Regions from separate parts of the Homo sapiens genome. Here regions 1, 2, 3, 4, 5 and 7 are each linked to region 6. The links are chromatin contacts, found by Hi-C or POLR2A ChIA-PET in ENCODE. All regions are on one chromosome and are shown on one strand. Each heading gives the region's core, a stretch centred on a gene start or an enhancer-like site at or near the end of the contact. The rest is flanking DNA. Distances are from core to core; before and after follow the strand shown.

Evidence for each region. Hi-C counts contacts between places; a loop is a spot of excess contacts on that map. ChIA-PET counts read pairs that join two places held with the same protein, here RNA polymerase II (POLR2A). Pooled maps may share reads with other maps.
Region 1: a pooled map shows a loop between it and region 6 (3-fold over the local background). The contact joins two enhancer-like sites. A Hi-C loop is called at or near these places in 1 of 37 single-sample maps with no recorded cell type and 3 of 50 pooled maps. POLR2A ChIA-PET finds 5 or more read pairs at or near these places in 2 of 52 experiments (OCI-LY7 and activated CD4-positive, alpha-beta T cell).
Region 2: a map with no recorded cell type shows a loop between it and region 6 (7-fold over the local background). The contact joins two enhancer-like sites. A Hi-C loop is called at or near these places in 1 of 168 maps with a recorded cell type or tissue (GM12878), 29 of 37 single-sample maps with no recorded cell type and 5 of 50 pooled maps.
Region 3: a pooled map shows a loop between it and region 6 (3-fold over the local background). The contact joins two enhancer-like sites. A Hi-C loop is called at or near these places in 2 of 37 single-sample maps with no recorded cell type and 2 of 50 pooled maps.
Region 4: a pooled map shows a loop between it and region 6 (14-fold over the local background). The contact joins two enhancer-like sites. A Hi-C loop is called at or near these places in 2 of 37 single-sample maps with no recorded cell type and 4 of 50 pooled maps. POLR2A ChIA-PET finds 5 or more read pairs at or near these places in 2 of 52 experiments (OCI-LY7 and activated T-cell).
Region 5: a loop to region 6 is called in a map with no recorded cell type, with 2.8 times the contacts of the local background. The contact joins two enhancer-like sites. A Hi-C loop is called at or near these places in 2 of 37 single-sample maps with no recorded cell type and 4 of 50 pooled maps.
Region 7: a loop to region 6 is called in a pooled map, with 2.8 times the contacts of the local background. The contact joins two enhancer-like sites. A Hi-C loop is called at or near these places in 2 of 37 single-sample maps with no recorded cell type and 2 of 50 pooled maps.

Annotation. Positions count from the first base shown.
Region 1 is chr6:87,795,074-87,798,133 of GRCh38, forward strand. The region is part of intron 2 of LOC101928911 (a long non-coding RNA gene); the gene reads left to right. Among named protein-coding and RNA genes, the nearest start is that of AKIRIN2, 94 kb to the left of the region's middle. RefSeq lists enhancers at 798-1,299, 1,300-1,799, 1,754-1,853. Within about 2 kb of position 1,579, at least 5 of the 41 ENCODE cell types and tissues checked have a DNase peak (open chromatin) inside an H3K27ac peak, as active enhancers do.
Region 2 is chr6:87,924,252-87,927,736 of GRCh38, forward strand. No RefSeq gene overlaps it. Among named protein-coding and RNA genes, the nearest start is that of SPACA1, 120 kb to the right of the region's middle. RefSeq lists enhancers at 995-2,084, 1,270-1,459. Within about 2 kb of position 1,305, at least 5 of the 41 ENCODE cell types and tissues checked have a DNase peak (open chromatin) inside an H3K27ac peak, as active enhancers do; they include GM12878, where a contact is called at or near this core.
Region 3 is chr6:87,830,505-87,833,623 of GRCh38, forward strand. All of the region lies in intron 2 of LOC101928911 (a long non-coding RNA gene), which reads left to right. Among named protein-coding and RNA genes, the nearest start is that of AKIRIN2, 130 kb to the left of the region's middle. Within about 2 kb of position 1,612, at least 7 of the 41 ENCODE cell types and tissues checked have a DNase peak (open chromatin) inside an H3K27ac peak, as active enhancers do.
Region 4 is chr6:87,903,196-87,906,571 of GRCh38, forward strand. The region is part of intron 2 of LOC101928911 (a long non-coding RNA gene); the gene reads left to right. Among named protein-coding and RNA genes, the nearest start is that of SPACA1, 140 kb to the right of the region's middle. RefSeq lists an enhancer at 2,009-2,258. Within about 2 kb of position 2,101, at least 2 of the 41 ENCODE cell types and tissues checked have a DNase peak (open chromatin) inside an H3K27ac peak, as active enhancers do.
Region 5 is chr6:88,139,813-88,143,328 of GRCh38, forward strand. It overlaps CNR1 (cannabinoid receptor 1), which reads right to left. Exons shown (of 2, transcript NM_016083.6): 2 at 52-3,516. Among named protein-coding and RNA genes, the nearest start is that of CNR1, 25 kb to the right of the region's middle. RefSeq lists a silencer at 1,856-2,015. Within about 2 kb of position 1,944, at least 4 of the 41 ENCODE cell types and tissues checked have a DNase peak (open chromatin) inside an H3K27ac peak, as active enhancers do.
Region 6 is chr6:88,661,370-88,664,812 of GRCh38, forward strand. The region is part of intron 14 of RNGTT (RNA guanylyltransferase and 5'-phosphatase); the gene reads right to left. Among named protein-coding and RNA genes, the nearest start is that of RNGTT, 300 kb to the right of the region's middle. Within about 2 kb of position 1,307, at least 2 of the 41 ENCODE cell types and tissues checked have a DNase peak (open chromatin) inside an H3K27ac peak, as active enhancers do; they include GM12878, where a contact is called at or near this core.
Region 7 is chr6:87,723,681-87,727,222 of GRCh38, forward strand. No RefSeq gene overlaps it. Among named protein-coding and RNA genes, the nearest start is that of AKIRIN2, 23 kb to the left of the region's middle. RefSeq lists enhancers at 1,346-1,455, 2,146-2,205. Within about 2 kb of position 1,916, at least 5 of the 41 ENCODE cell types and tissues checked have a DNase peak (open chromatin) inside an H3K27ac peak, as active enhancers do.

The DNA of each region.
Region 1 (3,060 bases), core at 329-2,828, 870 kb before region 6:
GCTTGGGTGAGTTCAGGAGTCTGCTTCGCCCTTATGGGTGTGGTCATGCTTAAGGACAGAGGAAGCACGCAGTGGCATTCACTTTTGCCCTGGAGGTTATCTGAGCAGAGAGAATATCTCACAAACTAATGCCAAGGCCACTTCTCTATTGTCTATGGGTTAATGCCAGCCCTGTTAGGGACTATCCAGTGAATTAAAAAAGCCCTGCCAACCCCAGGCGAGGGTTGGGAAGCAGTGTTAGTAGCACCTGGGGGTCTGGGGATGACTCATCGCACAGGTATCATTAACCCCCATTCATTCACTCGTTAATGAAGAAATAAGAGCAGGAATTTGGCAGAGGGACAGTTCTAGACTCAAGTCCATCTCTCACTCTAACTGGCTCAGTGATCTTAAGCAGGCATCTAACTTTTTTGAGCCTCCGTTTCTTTACCATTTCTATAAAATGGTAATAATAACACCTTGGAGGCTGGTTTTACGAGTTAAATATGATCATATACATTAAGCATATGTATAGTAACTGGTACAGCTTAGAGATTAAGGCATGCTAATTCCCTTTCTTCTTCTCTACAAACATTTGGAGGAGCTACTGACTACAAGGCATTATGCCAGGCAGGGAGGAAACAAAGGTAAATCCATTGTACACGGATTATGTCCTCTGGGAGCCTGCAGCCCAGTAATGGAGGAGATAAAGTCAATGGTAAGTGCACAGATAGTTACAACACAAGACAGAGAGCGTGAGGTACCATGAGAGGTGGAACCAAGATTGCAACGGGAAGGCCATGTCTATGCCCTATGTGTCTGCTTGTGAACTGACCTTCTTCATGGTTGGCAGTGCCCCTTACTGGATTAAAGGATGTTCTATGTTGTTTGTTACAACATGTTGGTGTCTTTAATTTGGAAGTTAAAAGAAAAAATAACAGAAAGGAGTTTTTGCTTCTATGAGGAAGGGGTACTTTATCAAAATTACCCAACACCATCCCTGAACTACGGGTGAGGACAAACCTGGCTCCCCCAATCTTTGCTGGAGAGCCGAAGCCTCTTCGGGTCCCATTGGGTCCAAGTGCAGCAGAACCTGGCTCTTTGGATCAGCGACATTAATCTGCTTTGTTTTATCTGCGGTGTCACAAAGTTTAGTTGAATGATCTGATAGAAAGTACAAACCGGCCGGGTGCAGTGGCTCACACCTCTAATCCTAGCACTTTGGGAGGCCGAGGTGGGCGGATTGCCTGAGCTCAGGGTTTTGAGACCAGCCTGAGCAACATGGTGAAACCCCCTCTCTACTAAAAGACAAGAGAAACTAGCCGGGCATGGCGGCGTGTGCCTGTAGTCCCAGCTACTCAGGAGGCTGAGGCAGGAGAATTACTTGAAACCGGGAGGCGGAGGTTGCAGTGAGCCGAGATCGCACCACTGCACCACTCCAGCCTGGGCAACAGAGCGAGACTCCGTCTCTAAAAAAAAAAGAAAGTACAAACCACAGCCTGACTCTGAGAATAACTGGGAGGAATCCCCTGCTGTCACACACTGGGAATCAGAGCGGCACATCCTGCCCTTGCAGGGCCCTGAGGCTCTAAAAGCAACATGTTCCAATTGGAAGCATATATTCTGCAAGGGTTTGTCTCCAGGCAGCGCTACAGCCTCCTCTTCTGGCACCATAGAGACTGTTGCTTCTGTCAGGATTTCTGGCACCAGCAAAAGTGAAAGGGAACAGGACCAACTACGCTTCCCTGAGCAAGGTGGATCTTCTGGGCAGCACCTTGGTGAGAATACACACCACTGAGCAGCCTAGACTGGTGCTGATTAGGTGAAGGGTGGGCGGCCAGAAGGACAGATTTTCATGTGTGTGTGTGTGTGTGTGTGTGTGTGTGTGAGTGAGAAACATAACTCAATGCTTCATCTCCCCTGCCTACATTACATTCACACTTTGTGAATCTGACAGCCTGTGGGTTTGGGCTGTATTTGCAGCTTTATTAGGCATTGCAGCAACTGAACAGGCTTTTCTTCTTCTTCCTTTTTTTTTTTTTTCTTTGAAACTACAGTTTCCCCTAGCTTGTGTTAAAATTCTCAGACTTTTCTTTTTTTAACCCCCTCCCCTTTTTAAAAGTTGTGAAATATGGTAGAGTGACTGAAAAGATTAGAGAATAAATGTACAGCAGAATGAAGGGAACACCCTGATGACTATCATTCTGATCAAGAATAGAGCATCTCTAGCTCCCAGAACACATCCCTCCTCCATACACCCCTTCCCTGTCACACCCCCACTCTGCCCCGATTTTACTTTTTCTTCCATTTAAAGATGTGTATGTATGTATGTATTTATTTATATTTATTATTATTTTTTTAAAGTGGAGATTCGCTTTTTGCCCAGGCTGGAGTGCAATGGCATGATCTCGACTCACTGCAACCTCCACCTCCTGGGTCCAAATGATTCTTCTCCCTCAGCCTCCTGAGTAGCTGGGTTTACAGGCACGCACCACCATGTCCGGCTAATTTTGTATTTTTGGTAGAGATGGGGTTTCACCATGTTGGCCAGGCTGGTCTCGAAGTCCTGACCTCAGGTGATCCACCCCCCTCAGCCTCCCAAAGTGCTGGGATTACAGTCATGAGCCACTGTGCCCGGCCTTGAATTTTTTATACAGTTAAAATGCATGTCCATTTTTGGGAAAAAATACATAAAATACAGACTATTGATGAAAAATATATCACCCATGATTTTTCCTTGCCCAGGGTCATGTTAACATTTTGTGAAATATCCTACAACACATTTAAATATGTATTTATGCTTTCTATAATTAAAAATGGACCACATGAGAAATGTTTTCAATAATATTTGGTGAAAATATTTGCATCTCCATATAGCTCTGCTGCAAGGTATTTGGTAAGATCCAAATATCTGGGTGTGCTACTAGAAACCATTTTTATAAATAATGTTGAAATGAACAGGTTTGTGTATAGATCTTGAAGTACCCAGCTGATAACTTCCTTGAGATCAAAAGGAAATTCGTGGATCAACCAGCGTGCATTTTTATAAGACATTTAATTCACATTGCCAACTTGCTGTAT
Region 2 (3,485 bases), core at 55-2,554, 740 kb before region 6:
TCCACTGCACTCCAGTCTGGGTGACAGAGTGAGACCCTGTCTCAAAAATAAATAAATAAATAAATAAATCAGAGTAACAAGAGTTAACTGCAGGTAATGAAACATTATAGGTATATTAAAAAAAATTCTTCCTTCTAACATCCCCCAAAACAGATAACACATGTTAACAACTTGGTGTGTATCCTTCTGTGCTGTTACTCATGCTGAGACAAACATATCAAAACAAACCCACAAGTATATAAGATTTTTGTTGGGATTTTTGGTTTTTCATAAAGTGGACAAACCCATTTTCTCCATCTTTCTTCACTTAAGGATACATCATTGACACCTCTCCAAAATTAATTTTAAAATGCTTAATGTTCCAGAAATATGGATGTGGTATCATTTATTCATCCCTTAATCAATGTCACATTTAAGAGGGATATGGGCAAATAGGGCAGGGGATGATGTTCCAGGGCAGGATGGCAGAAGTGGAGCCAGAAGCCATGACATAGAAAAAAGGACTGATGCAACCAGAGATGCTTAACTGGGAGAATAAAAGGTGGGTGGAAGAAGGGGAGGGTTGGTTGGGTTCATCAGTTAATATTGGAGCTTTGCTCAGACTGGGGTTGAACAGGTTAGTAATTCTATGGTTAGTGTTTGATTCCTTGTCAAGACAGGTCTAGGGAAGTGGGGAGGGTGAAGACTCTATTTCCTTCAGTGATTGGAGGGTTGTGCAAAACAGCAGCCTTTGGGGTTACCAAGCGTGGCCCACCCTATCCCCAGAGAGCTGGCGGGCTCTGTGGAACAACCTCCACAGTAAGCACATTATAAAAACATTAGGCGAAATAATAAAAATAATGACATTAAAAAGAAAAATTGTTGTAGAAACCAAACAAACCCAGACCTACAGCCGAGGCAGGCACCAGCCGGGATGTTGTTAGCATGCTTAGGAGAAATTTGATTTCGATGAATTTCGTTGTCAGTGTAACCAGGGCATGAATCACCCTCCTCCGCCCTTTCTCATCGTTCTAATACCAAGATTTAGAGAACATGGCATTAGAGAGATAAAGAGGTTCACAAACAGTATCAGCCAGGAGCCCCCCGGGCCCAAAAGCAGCACCAGGCTCAGCCAGGAGGCAGCTTTCTGCTGTTATGGGCCTATAAATCTGAAGGCATCTGAACCCCTGCGGGATCTGAAGCCATCAACTCTGAGACCAGAACTGTCACCTTTTCTGCTCCCAACCTCTTCCTCCCACCACAGTCCACCTGACCATGGGGTGAGAAATGAGGTTTCTCACTAGAAGCAAGTTCTGGCAGAGCAGGGGCCTGGCCACACCAGTGCTGTAGCAAGCAGCTTGCACTGGCTTCCAGGGTTTGCATCCGTGGTGACAAATGTACTCTCCTGAGGTGGCTAGGAAAAGCCACCTGTCCTGCCAGACACAGGGATGCAACGCCAGTGTAGGATCTGGAGGATCCCACATGCAGCATCGGGGCAGATGGTCACAGTCTGGTGACTGGGGAATCCCCAACGGCCCTGAAACCATGCTCTCAGTTTTATTTTTAGCTAATATGTACTTGATCCTTTCCCACGTGCCAGACATAGTGCCAGGTGCTTCCTGTGGATCATCTCCATCCGTGTTCCCAGCCCTCTGCTAGCTACTGGTGCACATACTTTACACATGAGGAGACTGAGGCTCAGGGAGATGAAGTTACCTGGCCCAAGTCACTCAGCTGGCCAGGAGTGGAGCCAGGGCTTGACCTGAGGTCTGCCCAACTCCAGCATTTATACCCTTTCCATTAAGAGTTGATGATGCCTCATGGCCATGAGAAGGGACTACGGGGAAAAGTGGGCTTTCCTAAAGCCTTTGCTTTCTCTCATCTGATTACAAATCCAACCAATTTCATGCGTTCCAATTCGAAGTGCTCAACCTACCCTCATTTATCTATAGTTCGTCACAGCCCTCAAGATTGCTTAGGGGATGGGGGACCTGTCTTAGTAATACCAGTGCTTCAGGCCGTTACCACTCACACAGGTGACAAAAACAGGGACTAGAAATTAGAATTAGAGAAATCCACAAAGCGCTGAGGTTGGCTGTCTTGTGGTGGCGTTTCTCAGATACCAGGGCCCACTGATTTATTTCCCTCAAGGAGAGGCAGTGAAAAACAGTGGTTAGGAAAATAGTCATGAAACATGGATTCTGGAGTTGAGTGATCTGGGTTTAAGTCCCAGTTCTGGCTGTGACTTTGGGCAAGTTACTTAACCTTGTATAAAACAGGAATAATAATAAGATTAAATGAGCTCTTGTATACAGAGTTGTCAGCTTAGTCCCTTGCACAAAGTAGGTATTCAGTACATACTATCCATTGTGGATAGTATGTTGTCCCCAGGTACAGCGGGGACACTGCAGAAGCACTGTCATTAAGGCATGCACTTGGAGTTGTTTTTCCTGTAGGGGGAACATGTTTTAGTCAACCAATATCTGTTCACAAATCTGGCGTCTTTTGGGGAATTGTTTGGGAACTGCCTGGCCTGGGTAAAGAGAGGCATTTCCAGAAGAATATAATTCCAGGCTCAAAGACAGCTGATTCACAGTACCGGTTCTGCCAGTCACCACTGGGTCCTTTGTGCAGTCACTCCATTCTCTGAGTTGTGACTGAAGGATTATGAGAGCCACCTTGGCTAGGTCATTGTCCACCTGAGATGAGGTCACAAATATAAAGCACCCAGAAGAGTGTTTGGCCCCCAGATGGTACATGGTGGTAATTGGTCCCCTTCTGCTGTGGCCTAACCACAACTTCCCAGACCAGATCACTGGTAAATGTCCTCCAGGCTTCTTCAAACCTGTTTCTTGTACTTGCCAAGAAGGATATGACATCCTAAGGCGCTCAGATGACCTCCCTTCCCAGAGACAACTTAGCTCAAACATAGAAAAGCCCAGTCATTAGAAGGGAATTCAATCAATAAGCAGGACTAAAACTAGGTAGAGGAAATCCTTTCATTAAGTATTTAAATGCCTTTTGCGATCTGAGTTTACATAGAAATCATAGAGGGCTACTTGTTAATCACTTCTTTTTCACAAGTATAAGGCTAGCTGGTTCCTTTTCCTGACTGCTCCTTCTGGACTTTGGGGGATGAATGGGAGGTTCGAGGCCACATGGTGGGGACCCTCTCATTGGCCTTATCCTACCATTAATAGGAATATGTGCACTCTGGCAGGTCAGGACTCCCAACCCAGGGTCTCAGAGTCCTCTGAAAATGGAAAATCTTGAAGGCCTTCTGATCACCAGGAGTCTGAACTTCATTTCTTCCTTCTGCTGAAGATTCCCCTAAGGCACTACTTATCTTAAGAACTTCCCTGAAACCCCCTACTCCCTACCCCCAGAGATTTTCCACTCCCTTCCAGGAGCCCCCATTCCACTGGAAGTACACTTCTTTGAAACCTCTGCAAAGCTTTCCTGGTCCTGTAAGTTTACCTTCATGGGCTCCTTAGAGCCTATGCAAA
Region 3 (3,119 bases), core at 362-2,861, 830 kb before region 6:
CAACACAAACAGAAATTATTCTCACTGCCACCCCCTCCCAACATGCCTTCCTCACAGCCTTTCTAATTCCGGTAAGTGGTATTGCATCCACTTAGTAGCTCAGTCAAAAGTCACACTCCATGCCCACCTCTAATCTGTTACCATTTATACTTCTAAAATAAATTGGAAATTCATTCCTTTATTTATTTATTTTTGAGACAGAGTTTCACTCCCATCACCCAGGCTGGAGTGCAGTGGCGAGATCTTGGCTCCCTGCAACCTCCACCTCCTGGGCTTGAGCAATCCTCCTGCCTCAGCCTCCTGAGTATCTGGGACTACAGGGGCCCACCACCATGCCTGGATAATTTTTTTGTGTTTTGTCGAGATGGGGTTTCTCTCTGTTGCCCAGGCTGGTCTTGAACTCCTGGGCTCAAGTGATCCACCTGCTTCAGCCTCCCAAAGTGCTGAGACTACAAGCTTGAGCTGCCGCACCTGGCCCCATTCCCTTTTTACAATACTACTGTTATCACCCTTGTCCATGCAACTATATTTTATTGCCTGTAAGACTACAGTCATTTCCAAAGAAGTTTCCCTGTTTCTACTGTTGTGCTTGTTATGGTACTTCCTCCACACAGCATCCAGAATAATTTTCAAAAATGTAAATCAGATTGCATCACTCCCTTTCTTAATAACCTTTTGCACTGCCCCATGTCCGCGTCCCTGAGCCCATAAAACCCTCTTCTTTGCATTCTTTAGTGCATTATTTCCGCTGTAGTACTGACCTCCTGAAAAGCTCAAGCCTCTTTTATGCTATATGGTTTCTTTCCCACAGATAAAGTAAGAATAAAAATATTTATGGATCTGAAAATTCCTTAAAGTATTTGTTACTGTGCAGGAGGTAGAAAACTTCCTAGGTAACCTCTTCTTCTTTTTTTTTTTTTTGAAACAAAGGCTGGAACTTCAGGGACCAGTGATGTTGTCAGTTTTCTACTATCTGATGAAGGATACTGAAGAGAGTGAAAAAAATAGTATAGACTTGGGGAGAAAGGAATGGATTTGTGGGAGAATAAAATGGGAAAGTAAAACAGAGTGGGGAAGGGGGAGCTAAAAAGAAAAGCACCCAGGATAAATCTTTTCCTTGCTTTATAATTCATATCATAGTAAAATTTTATAAATTTAGTTTCTGTAGAAAAAGGAATAATAAAATGATATTAATTAGGATCATATTCATAATTATACTGTTTCTCTCTGAATTTATATAATCTTTCTGCAAAGAGCTAAAAATGGCTTAAAAAGCTCTAATGATATTATATTATTTAGCAATGTGTCTGTAATAGACATTAATGATACAGTATTAAACCAATCCATAGAGCTTTCTAAAGGTACGGTAGGCTAATATAACACCAGAAACCTAATTGCTGCTCTCAGAATTTAGAATTGAAATTAGCTTAATGATATAAAATTTTTTAATAGGAAAAGCTATCCACAAATAGTTGCTATCATGTAGTTTTTCAGTGTAAAGAAAATTTAAAAAATCAATAAAAACAAAATGATTACTCAGACCTTGTTACATAGATATCGCTGTTAGACGTCCTCCTTTTCTAAGATAACCTATTGTGTGGTTTTCAGAGCCTTTTATAAGTCAGCCACTAGAGAGCAAACTTCTTCTTTTTATCAGGCCGTAGTTTTATTTTTTTTAAAAAATACACACCACGTATATATTGGGAATCTCACAATGACACATTATCTCAGACTGTAAAATCTGATAATATAGCTTCTAGATGCCTGGGGCAGTGGGTGTAGGGGATGAAGTGGGAAATTTTAAGGCCGTTTATATTAAAAACACAAGAAAGAACAAGATAAGATGTTGTAATGTTGAACTACCTTCCTGGAGTGAAAATGAAACCTTCTGCTAATGGAGCATAAAGTCTTACGTTTCATGCCATGTAATAAAATATGATAGGCATTGTTTGGTCTGACAGGTATCTTGGGCCTTTTTCCAGACTAGGGTCTCCAGGGAGCTCAAAGACATGTTACTGTTTCCAGGTGAAATGTAGATAAATTACATTGTCAGCTACCTTTGCTGCCTCCAGTTCCAGAGGCTCCAGTCACACAAAAGAAAGCTGCCAGTTCCAGAACACTCTCATCTATTGGACTAACCCCCAACTATTGACATCCTTTCCAAAGGTCAGGATGGCACCCAAAACATCAATATACAGGCAGATCAATCTGCTAAAGGGTGCCAGGGAACAGAAGGATTTACTGCACATAGAAATTCCAATTTTTCAGGCCCCAGAGTGTCTCAGCCTCCTTTTTGGCCAAGAATGGGAGATACTCAGCTAGGTAAACCACTTTCTCTTCTGGTGGCCTGTTGGCAATTGGCCCCGTTCTCATGACCCTAGAGTCTCATGGCTCACCAAAGTCGTCAGAATCAAGTTTCATCTCTGTTATTTGGGCTTTGGGCTATTTGAAGGTTTATAGTTTAAAATTTGAACTTTTTAGATATTTCAAAAAAACAGTATTGGATTGGTGCAAAAGTAATTGCAGATTTTGCCATTACTTTATACCAACCTAATATTAAGAGCTGTAGGAAGATTATAAAAGATATCCAAGAAGGGAGATTTCAAAACCTTCCAAGGGAACACTTTCCAGGGTTTATTGGCTATTCCGGTTAGATTATTTTTCTTTTCTTTTCTTTTTTTTTTTGTTGAGACAGAGTCTCGTTCTGTCACCTAGGCTGGAGTGCAGTGGCATGATCTTGGCTCACTGCACCCTCTGCCTCCCAGGTTCAAGTGATTCTCCTGCCTCAGACTCCTGAGTAGCTGGGATTACAAGTGCCCACCACCACACCTGGCTACTTTTTGTATTTTTAGTAGAGACGGGGTTTCTCCATCTTGGTCAGGCTGGTCTCAAACTCCTGATCTCAGGTGATCCTCCCACCTTGGCCTCCCAAAGTGCTGGGATTACAGGCATGAGCCACCATGCCCCGCCAGGTTATTTTTCTTATGTTGAATTGGCTCGTGTGAAATTGTCAATATTTGAACAATTTGGCTTATAAAAATGGCCATTTTACAGAGTTCAACCTAATACTTTATGCTACAGGGCCTTCTGTGAAGAGGTCTTTTACAGGCATTGTTCAC
Region 4 (3,376 bases), core at 851-3,350, 760 kb before region 6:
ACCAGTAGTGCTCAAGTGCTATTGTACAAACACTAGGGGAATTGCTTAGAAATGCAGATTTCCTAGTCCTTTTCCCAGAAATTCTGATTTTGTGGGCCTGGGTGAGTTCAAGGAGTCTGTATGAGTAACTGACCAGGTGATTCTGAAGCACACACCCTACTTGGAGATACTGTTTTAGAAAATAATTAGGGTCTCACTGCCCTGGGGATGAATCTGGTTGAGGTGTAGGAATCTCTCATAATGCCATGTCTATTTTTCGAGTCTTTGACCTTTACCGGGGCCACCTTCCCTTTGGTTTCCATGGTGACGCACGGAGGTCTTCCACATGTAATTAGTCTAAGGATCTTGATTCGTTCCATCGCCTCTCACTGACCGTTCGAGTGCTGCGCTGCAGTGTTATTAGCAAGGCTGAGAAAACTCAATTTGTTTTCTTTCTTCCTCCACTTATGTGATTATAGTTAACATCAGTTTTCTTATATCTCTGAGGAATAAGTAACGGTCGCGAAACTGCAGACTTTTGAGAGATGACAGTAACTTAGACATTGTTTCAGCCAGTCTTTAGATGGGAAAACTGAGTCCCAGAGAAATTAAGAAACTTGTCCAAGATAACAAAATAAATTAATGGCAGAGCTGACTAGAAACTTGGTTTACTAACTCTACATCTGGTGCTTTTTTTCTCATTTTGGTGGCAGCTAAAATCTCAGAGTCTCTGAAAATTATTCAAACAGTTCCTGTTCCCCAGTCCACCTGCCCCCTTGAAATACATCCTCGGTTCCCTGTTTCCCTAGACCTTTCCTGGGCCACACCAGCCCTGGTTGGTTGTCTTGCTCAGTGCAGTGACAGGGTGAATTATTTCTGCATTCTTGAATGTAGCAAAACTTATCTACTTGAACCTCAGGTCACCAAATATAAAGCAATTTTGAACTGAAGGGGTTGTGGATACTTTAAGTCTCTGTGGGAATACAGGAGCTCACAATTCTTATTCTCAGCTTCCTCAAACAAAGGCTCAAGGAACAGTCCTCATTACTTTTCAGAGGTTGGGGGAGGGTTAAGGTCAGGAAGAGGTTGCTGAGTTTACAGTCTCATCCTGTCTCCCTCCTCCTATTGACAAGTCATCAGGATGGTTTATAGATTACTGCCTTACTTTAAGGCCTGTTTGTTGATGTTTGCAGACATTTATCCAATCTCAAGAAACTCAAGGGACCTGATTTCAACTTCAAATTATATATTATCCATATTTGGGATGGAATGGGCAATTTTAATAGAGAAACCCTATCAATCAGGCCAGGGAATAAATAGGAGGGCTTTGATTTATATACTGTGTTGAAATCATCTATATTGATTTAAAATTTTTAAAGTTCCTATGAATGTAATATTTTAACCTGAATATGATTCTTAACAATCCCCTCTCCTCAAATTGTATTCTTCTATTTTTTTTAACCTTTGGTGAAATATTAACTTACTGTACCATGCATTGATAATGTCCCCAGAGGTTAGCCAGGAGAAATATCAGCGTGTCCTTGGAGAGCTTGTCTATCCTGATGAGAACAAAAATTCTAGGACAAAAAGGCTCAATTCCTGAAATAATTACAGTAACTTCAGAAAGGAAATTAAGTATCTATTGAAAGATACACTTAGTAGAATAGTGACTTTTCCTACACATTTAAAATTTAGATACTATATTCAGGAAAAGGGAATTTACCAGGGTTTTTGGATGCAAATGATGAGAAATTAGTTAGTATCTGCAAGCCTGTAAGTACAATATAGTTTTGTACTTATGTAATTAGAGCTGTTTGTGAATCACTCTAATGTCACGTCTGATAGCTATAGTCCTTCAAAGGGGTATTTACATTAAGCCTGATGATAGGTACAGGCATGGAGACAATGAAATTCATTTTATCTATTGTAACATGCAGCCAGTAAATTAGCTTCCCTTTAACTTATGCTACGAAATGATGCTATTTAGTTTATGTGCATTATTCTTGGACTTCTGCATTCCTGGGAAAAGGTTGTCAAAGGTTGTATTAGCTGTGCAGTGAGGCAGCACAGCATGTCCAGGCACATACTCAGGTTAAAACCCTGCTGTACACATCTGCTGTCATTACCCTTTGCATCTTTGCTGATAATTTTTAAGAACCAAAACTGTATGTTGCTATTTTTAGTCCACTTACTTTCTGTTGAGGGTGATGGTCATTATTCTGACATTTCGTGACATATATGTCCACCCCCTGCTCCCCTGCATCAAAATAGATATGTTTTCATACCTACCACACAATCCAGCTGGGCTCAATTTGCATTTAGTTCTCTGGGGAGAGTTAATAATTTTATTTTCAAAAGGTCACTTGCTGACACACAACCTATAAAATAGTTAGCTACCCAAGATTCTTTTCACTCATTCCTCAAATACTTGGTTTAGTTTGGTCTTTTTAATTCACTACTGAAAATCCATTGCCTCTAGGAATTTCAATATTGCATTACAGCATAACAAACTATCCAATATCACTAATGGCCTATTTAGGAATGAAATGCTTTTTTTTTTTCTGGTTTTAAGCAATTTCTAATTTTGAAGGGGATCAGGCACCATCTACAAGGATAGAGTTAATAGCTCCCTGAAGGGACACATCACTAGCCAGGTCATAAAAATCATGCATGCTTTGCTCTTTCAGCCATAAGGCAAGAGGAAAACAAATACGCCTATTTTCCCTCTGCATTACCTTTGTGGTCTGAGGATGTTTGAAAAATTACAGCCATTATATTATTATTATTATTGTTATTTTTTACAATGTTTCTGAAATATGCATTTTTATTCATGTTTATCTATTTATATCTGGTATTTATCTATTTATGTCCTTTCCTCAAGAATTTACTCTCTAAGATGTCTTCTTTCAAAATCATATCCAAAACAGAACGCAAGTGCTGGGATGAATATAATATATACCATTTGAGAATTTGCCAGGCGTAACTATTAACTGGAAGATTCAAGCAAAGAACTAGTTAGTAAGGGAAGAAATTACTCAACATATTTGTTTTGGCTGCTCACATCAATCAGATTTGTGAGATAATAGCTTTAATTCCTTGTGATGAAACACACCAATCCTTTTCTGTATTACAAATGTACCCCAGTTTGACTAAGACAAAAATCAATCTAAATGCAGTGCATTTGCTTTGTCATTGTAAATGGTGCTTGGGTAATGAGCCCCTCAGGGATGGACGGGAGAGAACAGAGCAGTAGAGGAGGAAACAGGAGTGGGTGGGCTAAGGGCAAGGTTTATGATCCAACCTAGAAATCAGGAGGGAAGACATTGGGAAAACATTTCAGTATTCGAAGAGAGGGCCAGACAGTGAGGTGAAGAAGACCCAACAGAACTGGACTTAA
Region 5 (3,516 bases), core at 694-3,193, 520 kb before region 6:
ATCCTTAGTATTTTGCCATCAGACTGTGAAATAAGGCAGAGTTCAAAGGCATTTTATGTTCTTCATGGTAATCTAGAATTTTTATTTGATTCCAGGTAACTTTGGACAATAGACATGATGAGATGTTTTCTCTTTGAATAAGTTAACAGTTTAATTACATTGAAATAAAATATACTGTGGGCTTAATACATTGTAAATATTACAGAAGAAGTACTACTTTGCTATAGTAATTTAATGACTGAAGCTACATTTAATAACAATCTTACCAGTACTTGTATACAAAGTATTATACAGATTACTAACGAAGATATTGCAGTGGTTGCAACGATGTTACCAGCTCAACAAACATCTAACAATACAATATTCTTCTAAGAGGAAAAGTAATAATGTTAGATTTACAGACAATAAAGAGTCATGTTTCCCGCTTGAAACATTGGAAATAAATTTGAATCCAGATACAAGAAAAGGTTTCCTTTCTTGGGAACTCTGATCCCCAGTAGGCCTAGTACAGTCAATTTACATGAAGATAGCTTTTAAGATGCCACGGCAATGTAAAGAAACTCTCCCATCCGAAAATTACTGATTTGTAGGCCACTGCTCAAACATCTGACTTTTTAGAAACCTATTTACATACATTCAGCCCAAATCAGTAGATAGAATGTTTTTTTCTATATTACAATAGGCATTGTTAACATTTCATCAGAAGGCCAGTGCAAGACAATTAATTGTTAATAGCCATTGCCCAGCATTTAGGAGATTTTAAAATATCATACAAATATACAGTTAGAGTGTGAGAAATCTAATTGTGTGCATGATATGGGTGGTCTCTTTTATGGACATGAAATGGCAGAAATTAATCAACAGGACAGTAACTATAGCGCTACTCATCCAGGGCCTAATTCTCATCTGGTGGTTGGGCCTATTTCCTGCAGAGTGGATTTAGGCAGCAAAAGGTCCTTGGCATTTAATACCAGATAGACTTAACTCAAAGTGCCAGAGAGGCTTGGAAATCATCTCAAGTGTAGGACAGATGTCTACAGCATCTCTCAGATTCATATCCTTTCACATATATTTCATACAAAATAAATCAGAGGTTCCTCTTGGAGGCAGCCCTACTTGTGCAAATGAAACATTCTAGGACTGATTCATCATGACTCTGATAAAAAAAAAATGAGCAGGTTGGGAATTTGGCCCTTTCTGAACATGTGTGATGGTAAAATGCATGGTCAGGGCAAGTACATCATCCTCAGAGGAAAGTAAGATACCTCTGATGTCAGACCTTATAAAACTTACTTAAATTTAAATCATTTAAATTAATGGATCTAATTATGGGGTTAATTAATGAGTGATATTAACAAATGGTAATTCTAATGAGTATATTCATTGGGGACAATGTTTTCGTCACTTGGGTTAAGAAATGATATGAAAAGTGTCAAAGTGAATCTAACTAGTTTTAAACCTTTTTAAATGAAGGTTGTATAACATACGTGATGATATTTCACAGATATTTCTTAGAATATCAATAAGCACCAAGTTTAGTGCTGTCAGCCCCATTGTCCCTTAATTTATTATATATGATTTAGATCTTGAAAGCACAACACACTATAAAATCTACACTGCATACGCACAAATGCAGTTTCAAAAATGAATCGTGAAATTTTTCTACCATAACAAGAATTTCTCTAGCTCTTCATAGCTGTGAAAAGAGCATTGGTACTGCCTGGTGAGCTCTGAAACATGTGGATTAATGTTCAAGATGATGCAGGACAAAAGACTGGCAATTCTTAAATGCAAACTAAACCCTGGTGAGTTCTTCTTGTAAATAATCTCTCCTGTCTTTAGAAAGAGATCTTACTAATCCTCTAGCACCCTGAGCCTTCATCTGCACATGACAGAGAGGTAAAGTAAGGGAGCCAGCAGGCAGATTCAAGGTGTGCAGACAGACAATGCAAAGTATCTCATAAGCCACATCCTGCCTTAGAGCGTGAACCGTAAGAAGGGGAACTGCCCCATCAGGCTGCTTGGGTATCTCGAGAGCTAGAAATCACCAGATAGATGCCAGCTCTGTACTTCACTTCAGACTATGTAAACCTTGGGGCCTTGTAGGAGTCATGTTTTATCTGTATAAGAAGAGATTATAATTAAAATTTGTCAGGGTTAAGTAGATTCTTCAGCAATATCATTCCTTACTGGAAAAAGGCCCAACAAGCACCCATGGCGCCATTAAGGAGCATGAGACCGGGGTGTAAGAAGAAAGCAGCTGTGTTTATCTTCATGCTTGAGTGTATCTTGCTAACCACGAGCAAAGGAGAGATTTGTTCCTTAGCCCAAACCTACCAAGACAGAGCTGGGTGCTCAGCTGTCACCAAGGGCATGTGGGCAAAGCACAGATACAGCATAGCTAGACGTCAATGCCAAGTGTATCGGTTCTTCACTGCCGTTGTGTGTCTCATCCACTGTCTGATTCAGCTTTTTTAGCCACATGGGCTGGGTGTGATAGTCCTACTTTAACGTGATGTATATAGTGCATACTATCTACACACGCTATTGAAAAATGTTACCATTGTTTTTCTGTAGAACTGTCTTCCTTTTAGTGACTGACATATTGCTCAATATTCGGTGCTCAGAAACCAAAGTACTCTCCTTTCCTGGCAATAACACTACAAATACATCCCTTCCTTGGATGCCTGTCATTATTTTTTGCTAAGCACTGGTCTTGTGTAATACCTAAAGGTCAATTTAGTAATACTTGATCCAATCTCTTAAGGAGGGATGGGGTGAAATTTTTGAATGGTTGGAGTCAGTATTTTTATCAACAAGATTACAGGAAGAACTCAATTTTAGAAACTGAATCCATGTGCAAGAGTGCAGCAAGTGGTAAAAGTTTATACTTGGTCACAGTTTTCTCACTTTATGACATTACTGTAACAGTTACAGGACAGAAACACACATACACACATTTATATTCACACTCACACACAGTATAATTTTACTGATCCAGACACTACTTCTTTTCAATTAAAAAAAATGAAGACTGTTGTTTGGCCACCCAGGCATGAAATCTACTTAAACCTGGAATATAGGAACACAATACTATTCAAGTAAACAGCAACTGCACAGTGATAACGATATACATTAAGATTAACACATGCTGTCTTAAGAGATCCAGTAATAGCTAAAGACTAAAGAAAGTCAGAGATGTCGCTCAAAAAAAGTCAATATGCTTTCTCTCTTCCATTCTGATTATAATCCATTAGAACAGCTATAGTCCAGAAGATAATGTGTCTTCCTATGAAAATGCAGGGCTAATAAATTTTTAAGTATGAATGAATTCTGCTCAATATTTTGAAGTCTTCAAATTCTTCTTGTTGAGGTAACAGAAAAATAAACCTTTACGGTTATTTCAGTGTCAAAATTAAATAGAGATATTTGAAGAAATATTAAGGTTTATTTCTAAAGTTATATCATGGGCAATAATATAGAAAAAAAGTGCACACATTGACACGTATCCACTGC
Region 6 (3,443 bases), core at 57-2,556:
AAACGAAATGCTGGTTCCTTGAAAAGGTTAAAAAAAATTGACAGACCGTTAGTGAGATTAACCAAAAAAGAAGAAAGAGAGAAGAATCAAACAAGCTCAAGTAGAAATGAAATGGGAGATACTACAACTGATACCACAGAAATACAAAAAAATCATTCAATGCTACTATGAATAACTTCAGGCACACAAACTAGAAAACCTAGAGGAGAGGGATAAATTCCTGGAAATATACAACCCTCCTAGATTAAACCAGGAAGAAACAGAAACTCTGAACAGACCAATAACAAGTAGTGAGATTGATATAGTAATAAAAAAAATTGCCAACAAAAAAAGTCCAGGACCAGATGGATTCACAGCTAAATTCTATCACATATTCAAAGAGTTGGTACCAATCCTACTGAAACTATTCCAAAAGATAAAGAGGGAATCCTCCCTAAATCATTCCCTGAAACCATTATTGCCCTAATATTAAAACCAGGGAAGGACATAACAAAAAAGAAAACTATAGACCAATATCTCTGATGAACACAGATGCAAAAAATCCTCAACAAAATACTGTGTAACTGAATCCAACAGCATATTTAAAAGGTAATACATCACTTTCAAGTGGCTTTCATACCAGAGATGCAGGGTTGGTTTAACATATGCAAGTTAATAAATGTGATACACCACATAAACAGAATTAAAAACAAAAACCATATCAATGGATCCAGAAAAAGCATTTGACAAAATCTAGCATTCCTTGTGATTACAACCCTAGGCAAAATCGGCATAGAGGAAACACACCTTTAAGGAAGTAGACCACCTCTCCCATTGTCTCCTATTTCATGAGAAAGCAAAAGGTTAAAAGAAGAAGTGAGATCAATAGCCAGATGGCTTGGTGCCAAGAACCGTGCCTGGTAGTTAAACATCAACTCCTGACCTAACCGCTTGTGGATTCCAGACATTGTATGAGGAAGACTTCTGAAACTTTCTGTTCTGTTCTGCTAGCCCCCATCACTGATGCATGTAGCTCTCAGTCACGTAGCCCCCACTTGCACAATGTATCATGACCCTTTCACATGGACCCCTCAGAGTTGTAAGCCCTTAAAAGGGACAGGAATCTTTACTTTGGGGAGCTCAGATCATGAGATGCGAGTCTACCAATGCTCCCAGCTGATTAAAGCCTCTTCCTTCATAAAACCAGTGTCCGAGAGGTTTTGTCTGCAACCATTCCTGCTACATTTCTTGGTTCCCTGACCTGGAAGCGAGGTGATTAGTGGACAGTTGAGGCAGCCTCTTAGGCGGCTTAGGCCTGCCCTGTGGAGCATCCCTGGGGAGGACTCCGGCGAGCTTAAGCAAAGCAGATCCTGGGAGCACTCTCGCGTAGGCAATTGCCCTGGTCAAATGCCTTGCCACAGCAGTGTGCGGCAGACCCCCGTGGAGAATTAACACAGCGGTTGAACACCGGGAAGGAATCGGCGATTGGAGTCTGGACATCTGGAACATGGTAAGACTGGCCTTGGAACTGGCCCACTCCATCTGAGTGGAAGTGTGGGCTGATCACCCACAGCATGGCTTTCTTGGCACTTTGGTTTTGGTTTTCATTTTGACTAGATTTGAACTGTTTTGGTTTAGATTTCACTATTGACTTTTGGATTTGAACTGTTCTGGCTATGATTTCGGCTCTGACTTGGCTCAAATTGCTTGATGAATGAGTAATTCCTTATCCATACTTTGATTTTAGTGTGAATTGCTTGGTGAGTGAGTGACCTTTTGCCCCTTTTTCCCTTCCCCCTTTGTGGTAAGAGTGTTGTTTTGTCTCCTGAGAGAGGAAAATGTGTAAAATACAAAGTAAGCCTACCCTGTTAGGAACTATGTTAAAGAATTTCAAGAAAGGATTCAATGGGGACTATGGAATTGCTATGACACCTGGAAAGCTTAAGGCTTTATGTGAGATAGACTATCCAGCATTAGAGGTGAGATGGCCATCAGAAGGAAGCCTAGACAGGTCCCTAGTTTCAAAGGTATGGCACAAAGTAACTGATAAATCAGGACACCCAGACCAGTTACCATACATAGATACTTGGTTGCAGCTAGTTTTAGACCCCTCACAGTGGCTAAGAGGACAGGCTGCAGCAGTACTAGTAGCAAAGGGACAGATAGCCAAGGAAAAGTCTTGCTCCACCCGCCGAGGGAAGTCAGCTCCTACGGTTCTGTCCGACCCCACATCAGAGGATGCATGGCAGAAATGGCACCAATGGTGCCCCTCCTTACCAAGAAGAGAGGCTCCCCACATCGAAGCCCACAGCCCCTGAGCCTCTGCAAGGTGTGCACACCCCAAGGCCACCTAAAATAGACAAAAGAGGATATGAAGCTTGGGAGAAACCCCTCCCTTGGCAGCTTGCTTGCAACCTAAAACTGGGACACAAATGCCCCTAAGAGAGCAACGGTATACTGGGGTAAATGAGGAGGGGCATATGGTAGGGGTGCCTTTGTGTACCAACCTTTTACCTCTGCCGATCTCCTCAACTGGAAAAATAACATCCCATCCTATACAGAAAAGCTGCAAGCTCTGATTGACTTGCTCCAAACTATTATCCAAACTCATAACCCCACTTGGGCTGATTGCCACCAGTTGCTCATGTACCTCTTTAACACGGATGAGGGAGGAGAGTGCTCGAGGTAGCAACTAAGTGGCTGGAAGAGCATGTTCCAGCTGATTATCAGAACCCCCAAGAGTATGTGAGGATCCAGCTACCAGGAACTGACCCTTAATAGGATCCAAACGAGACAGAGGGTATGCAAAGGCTAATGCGGTATAGGGAAGCACTCTTAGAAGGGTTGAGGAGAGGAGCCCAAAAGGCCACAAACGTAAACAAGGTCTCCGAGGTTATCCAAGGAAAGCAAGAAAGTCCAGTGCAATTTTATGAGAGACTGTGTGAGGCCTATCGCATGTACACTCCCTTTGACCCAGACAGCCCTGAAAATCAGCGCATGATTAACATGGCCTTAGTTAGTCAAAGCGCAGAGGATATTAGGAGAAAGCTGAAGAAACGGGCTGGGTTTGCAGGTATGAATACGTCGCCAATTACTGGAAATAGCCAACCAAGTGTTTGTAAATACAGATGCAGCAAGCCGCAGAGAGAGCCGCAAAGAAGGTGAATGCCAACCCGGTGAAATGCTGACCTACTAGCTGCAGCTATTAGAGGGGTCCCCCTGAAAGGACAAGGGAATGGGGGCTCCAGGAAAAATACCCAGTCTGACCGTCCACGCTTGCAACGTAACCAGTGCGCCTATTGTAAAGAGACAGGACATTGGAAAGATAAGTGCCCTCAGCTGAAAGAAAAGCAAGGTGGTTCAGAGCAAAAGACCCCAGACAAGGACGAAGGAGCCTTGTTCAATCTGGCTGAGGGGTTATTGGACCGAAGGGGACCAGGCTCACGTGCCCCCAAGGAGCCCAT
Region 7 (3,542 bases), core at 666-3,165, 940 kb before region 6:
ATAACCTCTGCCTTTCAATCAACCCTCTTTTTATTTGAGTTAGTGGAATTCTGTTCCTTGCATGCAAATTCTTCCTAAGACACTTCACAATTCATATTGAATATATTTTGGGGTAGAAAGACTATTCTGCTCTTTATGACGATTATGGAAATTGAGGTTTTATCTCAAAACCCACAACAGGCTGAGCAGCTTTCGGCATTCTCGCCACTAATTATCCAGACTCCGGAGACTGAGCTTTCAAGGTGAGTGGTTTTCAGAACTGCAAATGAGAGCCAGCCCCATTCTGGGTCTCTTTCCCCAAGGATATCTTAGAGATATTCAGTTCAGGAAGAGAGGTCTTATTGTAGTATGTAGTTGCCATCTTGGGAACATATGTCAGGACTTCCTAAAGTCTTTCTGCTTAAAGTTTCCAAGAAAGTATGGAGCCTGATTTCTCATAAAGCCACTTTTCCTTTAAAGGTACTTGTGGAATCTCTATAGGCCCAAGGTTGACATGACCATATCCGTGAAAAGCTCAGGTACTATTTCTGTGCTAATCTCTTTAGAATAACAGAAAGAATTTATTTTAAAAATTCTACTTATCTTTCTCAAATTATTAGAGCTAATCCTAGTATAAAATAATGGAGAAATAGTTGAGTAAATTAGAGTGCATCAGCTGGTGGAATACTATGCAGATGTTAAAAGGGATAATTAACAAGATTAAACAACATGAAAAGACGTTTTTGATTCAATGAATGAGGAAAAAGGTAGAATACGAAATTGTAAGTATCAACCTTATAAGTATCAACCATGTGAAAATGGGTTTACATAAGGACATTTTTCTTGGTGGTCTTTTTTTTTTTTTTTTTGAGACAGAGTTTCGCTCTTGTTGCCCAGGCTGGAGTCTGGAGTGCAATGGCGTGATCTCCGCTCACCACAACCTCCACCTCCTGGGTTCAAGCGATTCTCCTGCTTCAGCCTCCTGAGTAGCTGGGATTACAGGCATGCGCCATCACACCCAGCTAATTTTGTATTTTTAGTAGAGACGGGGTTTCTCCATTTTGTCAGGCTGGTCTCAAACTCCCGACCTCAGGTGATCTGCCCGCCTCGGCGTCCCAAAATGCTGGGATTACAGGCGTAAGCCACCACACCCAGCCTCTTGGTAGTCTTTAACAAGGTAACTGAGGTTGCCACAACCATAGATCTTGGTACGTAAGATAAAATCTATTGAGCATTTCTGCCTTAGAGGATTTTGGCTAAGGTAATGTCACTGTCCTAGTTCAGTTCCAGAATTTGTTCCTATATTGTCCAGATTCTGTGCCTTTTGCTGATCTACTTCTGTGCTGGTCCATAGCACTCTCAACTGATGGGACCCACTGATTATAGAGTTCTCAGTCTCTCTGTCTGCAGTTACTTAAACTCTGGTATGGAGATCTTTTGCTTTGCACCACACAAATGTTAAGAACTACATTTAAATTGCTTTCATTTTTTTTCTGCCTACTCTTTTCCAAATCTGTGTCAAGGTGGAGATATGACTGTCCTCCAGTGTGCTAATAATGTCTGCAAAGCTTCTGGGAATACCTGCCAAAGCCAAGGTGTGAGGGAGAGACCTTGAATCTCTCCTTGCATTTGGTGGGAAAAAAACAATTTATAGATTGAGTGCCTCCTGCAAGACTTTTTTTTTGTTACAGAAAAATCCTTTTATGGCTGTTTTCTGTTCCAATCATGAACAGAAGTCTCCTTGCAAACAGAGGCCTCCTGCTGCTTTTCAAGGGTTTGGTGGCCTAATCATTTTGTGCCTGCCCTAGCAGACACTTTTTATGTTTGTGGCTTCTTATCATCTCTTAAAAGCCCTTCCAATATCAAGGGAATTTCTATATTTTGAGTTCTGTTTTTCAAGGTGAAACTAGAACTCTCTATTCTAGTCTTATTTGCGGCCAAGATGCAAGCATGTGACCTAGTTTCTGCAATCAGATGTAGCCATGCAACACTGAATGCAGAAGAAAAAACCATGAGAAAGCAGGTGTCATGCAGAATCTGTTTTCTGGTGAAGCTATGGAGCTTGCCAGTGGCACAGAAATGGCCCAGCACCAGTGTTGGTATCCCCAGCAGAGAGTTAGTGCAGCCACAGTGCCAACGCCAGCGGCGTTCTCTTCTATAACAGTCCAGCAGTATGATTTGGATATAACTTCCTGCCAAGTAGCCCAGAACATGATTCTCTGGCCCTTCCAGACAGTCTATGTGCTATCTAATACCCTTTAATACTTTCAATTTATTTTATTTTCCTTCTTTTTTTTTTTTTTGAGACGGAGTCTCACTCCGTCACCCAGGTTGGAGTACAGTGGCGTGATGTCAGCTCACTGCAACTTCTGCCTCTCTGGTTCAAGTGATTCTCCTGCCTTGGGCTCCTGAGTAGCTAGGACTACAGGCACAAGCCACCACGCCCAGCTTATTTTTTGTATTTGTAGTAGAGATGGGGTTTCACCATGTTGACCGGGCTGGTTTTGAACTCCTGACCTCAGATGATCCGCCCACCTCGGCCTCCCAAAGTGCTGGGATTACAGGCGTGAGCCACCACGCCCGGTTCATTTTATTTTTAAACTAGCAAGAGTGGATTCTGTTGTTTGCAACCAAAAATCTTTTTTTTTTTTTTTGAGACAGAGTCTCTCTCTGTCACCCAGGCTGGAGGGCAGTGGTGCGATCCTGGCTCACTGCAGCCTCTGCCTCACGGGTTCAAGCGATTATCCTGCTTCAGGCTCCTGAGTAGCTGGGACCACAGGTGCACACCACCACACCAGGCTAATTTTTTTATTTTTAGTAGATACTGGGTTTCACCATGTTGGTCAGGCTGGTCTCGAACTCCTGACTTCAGGTGATCCACCCACCTCGGCCTCCCAAAGTGCTGGGATTACCGGCGTCAGCCACCATGCCCAGCCACAACCAAAAATCTTGAACAATATACCTATATTCATGATTTTACATTAGGCTGAAAGACAAAAGTGGGCCGGGCACGGTGACTCACGCCTGTAATCTCAGCACTTTGGGAGGCTGAGGTGGGAGAATCACCTGAGATCAGGAGTTCAAGACCAGCCTGGCCAACATGGTGAAATCCCCATCTCCACAAAAATACCAAAAAATTAGCCAGGCATGATGGCGGGTGCCGGTAATCCCAACTATTTGGGAAGCTGAGGTGGGAGAATCGCTTGAACCCAGGAGGCGGAGGTTGCAGTGAGCCAAGATTGTGCCATTGCACTCCAGCCTGGGTGACAGAGTGAGACTGCATCTCAAAAAAAAAAAAAGTCTTAAAAGTGATTTATTGGCCAGCCATGGTGGCTCACGCCTGTAATCCCAGCACTTTGGGAGGCTGACAGGCAGATCACGAGGTCAGGAGTTTGAAACCAGCCTGGCCAACATGGTGAAACCTCATCTCTAATAGAAATACAAAAATTAGCTGGGTGCACTGGCTGGCGCCTGTAATCCCAGCTACTTGGGAGGCTGAGGCAGGAGGATCACTTGAACTCGGGAGGTGGAGGTTACAGTGAGTTGATATCACGCCATTGCAC